Linked DNA regions of Homo sapiens: region 1 is linked to region 2. A link is a loop called in an ENCODE intact Hi-C map of the cell type or tissue named here. Cell type or tissue: mucosa of descending colon. All regions are shown on one strand.

Evidence for each region. Peaks named below come from ENCODE experiments on the same cell type or tissue, not always from the same donor. Only the 100,000 strongest peaks of a DNase experiment are listed, where the experiment ranks them.
Region 1: a loop joins it to region 2, with 15 times the contacts of the local background. A loop is called at or near these places in 1 of 110 quality-filtered maps.

Annotation. Positions count from the first base shown.
Region 1 is chr19:42,359,542-42,362,041 of GRCh38, forward strand. It overlaps MEGF8 (multiple EGF like domains 8), which reads left to right. Exons shown (of 42, transcript NM_001271938.2): 32 at 1,234-1,465. Among named protein-coding and RNA genes, the nearest start is that of MIR8077, 9.7 kb to the left of the region's middle. In mucosa of descending colon, no CTCF peak of the experiment used is centred here; no DNase peak of the experiment used is centred here.
Region 2 is chr19:42,422,470-42,424,969 of GRCh38, forward strand. The region is part of intron 1 of LIPE (lipase E, hormone sensitive type); the gene reads right to left. All of the region lies in intron 1 of LIPE-AS1 (LIPE antisense RNA 1), which reads left to right. Among named protein-coding and RNA genes, the nearest start is that of LIPE, 3.7 kb to the right of the region's middle. RefSeq lists enhancers at 771-850, 1,041-1,110. In mucosa of descending colon, no CTCF peak of the experiment used is centred here; DNase peaks (open chromatin) are centred at 442, 1,232, 1,542 and 2,091; H3K4me3 peaks cover 896 bases.

The DNA.
Region 1 (2,500 bases), 63 kb before region 2:
GTGTTTCCTACCAGTCTTTGCTGTTCATAGGTAGAAGCATGCCTGTCACTTGCCTTTTTATTTCAATGTTGTGAGTGACTGTTGTGAGTGTGTTTCTGGGACTGTCTCCTTTTCTTTTTGCTTCTCTCTCTGACCCTTTGTCTCTTTTTCTATTTTTATTAGCAACAGGGTCTCACTGTGTTGCCTAGGCTGGAGTGCAGTGATGCTATCTTGGCTCACTGTAGCCTCTGCCTCCAAGGCTCAAGCAAGCAATCCTCCCTCCTCAGCCTCCCAAGAAGCTGGGACTACAGGCATGCCACCACGCCTGGATAATTTTTTTTTTTTTTTTTTTTTTGTAGAGACAGGGTTTTGCTATGTTGCCCACGCTGGTCTTGAACTCCTGGGCCCAAGCAGTCCACCTGCCTCAGCCTCCCAAAGTGCTGGGATTTAATTCCCTTTTTCTCTTAATCTGTCTTTTCAGATTCAGTAGACAGAGACTACTTCATGTCTGTGTCTCTCAGTTATTTTTTGAGGATTTAAAAAAATTGAGGTGAAAGTCACATAACATAAAATTAACCATCTTAAAAATACATTGGCTGCAGCCTGGGTGACAGAGCAAGACTCTTTCTCAAAAAAAAAAAAAAAAAGCATTGGCATTTAGTGCCTTCAGAGAGTTGTCCAGCCGCCACATCTATCTGGTTCGAAAACATTTGTCTCTCTTCTTATTTCCCTCTTTGTGTTCCTTTGTTGTCTGCTTGTGTCTCTCTCCCTCTCTTTTTTTTTGCTTGCTGTCTATCCTCATGTGTTTCCTCTCTGCTTCTGCTGTTTTTTTTTTTTTTTTTGGAGACATGGTCTTGTTCTGTTGCCCAGGCTGGAGTGCAGTGGTGCAATCTCAGCTCACTGCAACCTCAACCTCCTGGGCTCAAGTGATCCTCCTAATTTAGCTTCCCAAGTAGCTGGGGCCACAGGTGCGCACCACCATGCCCAGCTAATTTTTTATTGTTTGTAGAGACGGGGTCTTTCTACGTTGCCCAGGCTGGTCTTAAACTCCTGGGCTCAAGCAGTCTTCCTGCCTCAGCCTCCCAAAGTGTTGGGATCACAGGTGTGAGCCACCGCCCTTGGCCTTGTTTCTGCTGTCCTTTGACCCTGTGTTTCTCCTCTTTCCCTGCATCCTTCTCTGACTGGCATCATGGTGTGGGTCTCTTCCTGGAGTCTCCTGCTCTCTATCTGTCTGAATACACCATCTTTCCTCAGGCTCGGCCTCTGTGGGGCCCCCAATGGAGGAGTCTGTGGCCCATGCTGTGGCAGCAGTCGGGAGCCGCCTGTATATCTCTGGGGGTTTCGGGGGAGTGGCCCTGGGCCGCCTGCTGGCACTGACCCTGCCCCCTGACCCCTGCCGCCTGCTGTCCTCACCTGAAGCTTGTAACCAGTCTGGGGCCTGCACCTGGTGCCATGGGGCCTGCTTGTCCGGGGATCAGGCCCACAGGTAACCATGGCGACCATGACAGGCAGTGGGGAGTGGAGCCCTCTAATGGGGGTCCTGTGCTAGGCCACACCAGGATGGAGGCCTCAGGAGTATACCGTCTGGTTCAGGAAAGGGGTGAATCACCGCAGGCAGGGTGGCCGGGGGAGCTCTGAGTGGGGATCCCTGCCTGGGACTGGGGTCTCATGCAAGAATGCTTGCTGGAGGAGCTGGGTCTGAACTGGGCCTTAAAAGAACGGTAGAGTTGAGACCATCAGTGATTCAGAAGTGAGGCTGAGACCGGAAGCTGGAGGGGGTCAGCTCAGAAAGGGCTTCCCATGCCTGGCAGAGGCACTGGCTCTGTCCAGCTCCACAGATCCTTCAGCTGCGGTTCCAGGAATGCAGACATCCTGGACACTGAAAGTGTTTTCTTAGGCTTAGCACAGACTCACTTCGCTGCCCAGTCACCCTCACTGATATGAGGCTATTAGTTGGCCTTATTTGCCCGAAGGGTGTGTTGTCAGTTACTACAGGAATGTTAATGGTTTGATTTCGGAGTGCTCCTTACCCCAGACCCCACTGGAGGTATTGTGTAACAGTGGGTACACCCACTGCTTTTCTAAAATCCAGAACAGTCTGAAACGTGTGTACCTCTTGGGATTTGGGGTAAGGGATTGTGGACCCCCCCTGTGCAGGACAGGGAGCCATGGAAGGCCTGAGCAGGACAGGGCAGGGACGGGCCTGGGCAGTGAGATCCCTGGCGCTGTTGTGAGGGGTAGAGTGACGAGAGCCTGCAGGTGGGGACCAGGTTGGGCAAGGGGCTGCAGGGGTGGGGAGGAGGGGACGGTCAGGGAGAAATCCAGGAGGCAGAAGGCTTCGGTGGCTGCATGGGCAGGAGGACCTGGGGTGTGGTCCAGCGTCTCCAGCCTGGGTGACAGGTGGATGTGGGACCATCTATTACCAAATGGTGGTGGGGACAGCCAGGCTCAGGAGGCCTGTGCTATGTCCAGCTTGGGATGCAGGGTTGGGGGCCTGCAGGACAGTGTCTGGGAGGCAGAA
Region 2 (2,500 bases):
GCCTGTCTGAGCCTGCGTGTGTCTGAAGCCAACTCCAGGTCTATTCTGGGCTAATGATGTGTTCTACGGCAGGGGAAGCAATGAGTTTGGGGTCCCTGGGGCTGAGGGGTGGTGTTAGTTTCCTTCCTGCATGGGAACCTCCCACGGGTCCCCATGCTGATTGATAAATGCTTGTAACTGAGGACCTGCCCCTGCCTGAGGCTTGCAGCATTTCTGTTGGTCTGTCAGCCTTTGTTCCGCCTTTTGAGACCTGAAAATAATGTGACACCCTAGAGAAATGAGGCCTTCCCTTTTGCTGAGGCAGGTGTGGAGGTCTGAAGCCAAGCCAGGGCCCGTTGTCCTGGAAAGGGTAGGGGTCAGGGCTAGGCCCCAGTGGAGCCGGCTGAAGCGGGTTGACTGACAATGAATGGATGGATGGATGGACTGACTTGCCGGGTGGGAGGCCGGGACTGCGATGAACTTTACTGGCCCCGCTGCACTCTCCACTATGGGCACCCCTTCCTCCTACCTCTCCTTGACTCACCGCTAGACTTCCTCTTTGAGTAACACCTGCTAACCTCCTTCCCCCTTATCCTCTCAAGAGCGCTGGAGCCCTGAACATCGGCGCTTGAAGCATTCCCCAGGTGGGAAACACTGAGGGCATCCGTTGCCCTTGGTCACACAGCGAATACGGAATCCGAGCGGGAACCCTGGTCCACGAAGCTCGCATTCCGGACTCTGCTCCCAAGCCGATCCGGGCGTCAGCTAGTCCCTGTGCCAGGGTGGGCCTCTCGGCTGTCACATCACCCCCTTCTCACAATGGATCATCCCGTTGTCCCCGCAAGCGGCAATGGGCCAGTCCGCGGACCCCCCCAACTCCCTGTGGCAGTGGGCCAGTCCACGCTGTCCCCACTGCCCCGTAGGATGTACGAGGTTCCTTCCGGGCTGCTGCCGGTCTCCGCGCGCTCACCTTTGGCCTTGTCTTTTCGCCACCGCCGGCGACCGTGGCTCCTTGAGCCCTCTTTGGCATTCTTCGAGGCCGGGGCCATAGCGGCCTCGGCGGGCTCCGTTCCCCCGGCCAACTCCATCAATTCCCCGCGGTCCTCCCGCGGGGGCCAATTCCAGCCGCGAGGCCCTGCCCGGAGGGCCAATCCTCGCTACACACTACTGTCGGGCCCCCCTATTACCCAATCCCGAGCTTGCTCTTCTCTGGGTCCAGCTCCCTAACCAATTCTGGTCTCCCTCCGCTGCCGTGCTCCGCCCCCAACCGCCAGAATTTAAGATCTGGCTCCGCCCCCTACCGCGCATTAAAGGGCTCGCGGCCAACAAAAAGGCAACCCCGGGGGTGGCGAAAAGCGTCCTTCGGGCAGGACTAGTGCGGAGCCCCGCGGGGAGCACCCCAGCAGGGAAGTCCCGATCTTCCCACGTGCTGGGAAGCCTCCCATGTGCTGGCTCAGTCTCGCCATCCCACTCACCTTCCCAGGGAGGGATGCCCTAGCACGCGGCCCGGCCCGCCTTTTGAAGGGGGAAAGTGGGGCGCCTCTGAGCCTCTGCCTGGGGTGGGGGCGGGCCAGGTCCTCTGCCAACTCAAAGACGAGGCGGGGCGCCAGCGCTGGAGGCGTGGCTGTGCCTGAGAGCCGTTGGAGGAGGGAGCCCCGCTTTCCCTCTCCTGTCTCCTAGTTCTCCTATTGCGCTTTTCCTGGGGGATCTTTCTCCCTCTGTCTCCGCCCCCTAATCCATGCTCCCGATAATGAGGGTGGGGGATGGTGGTAGGAGAACGCTCGGCGCCTGCGCACTAGCTTCAGGCCGCGGGCCGGCCCAAGAGCGGAGGTAGAGGGAACGACGCATGCTTGAGAAATGGCGGGAAACAGAGGAGGCTCGAGGCTTGCTCACACGCACACAGCCAACTGCTTCTGGACCGCCTTGCTCACACGCACACAGCCAACTGCTTCTGGACCGCCTGAAAGGCAACCTCGCCCGCCGCGGTGGTGTGGGGCGGGCATCCCTTGAGACTGTGCTCTGGAGGCCTGGAGAAACAGCTTTCTATCCTCAGCACTGGGGAGAGCAGGCCTCAATCCCTGCCTTTGCCTGCCGCCCCTCTTCCTTCCCTCTCAAAGCATACCCAGCAGCCCCGGCGCTGAGAAACGCGTTACTCTCTTATCAGCTGTGGGAGAGACAAGACAGACTGGCCTCTGGGCGGAGGGGCCGCCATTGCCTGCCCTCTGGACCAGGGCCTCACAGATACCCTCAGCTTCAGGATTAGGGCTGCGTTGGTTTTTCCCCCCACATCAGGGGACTTCAACAAGTAACCTCCAGTTCCATAGATAAAACTTGTATTCCCCCCTTCTCCATGGCAGGGGTTTTGAGCCTAGAGAAGGAAGATCGGAGCTTCCTGGGGCTCCTGTGAAGCAGGCAGGGGGCAGCACTGGGCCCCGGGAAGAGGCGGAGAAGGCGAGGGAGTGCCTGCGGTGAGCCCAGAGCCTTGGGCCCGTTATCCTCTGATGCTGCTCCCCCAACTTTC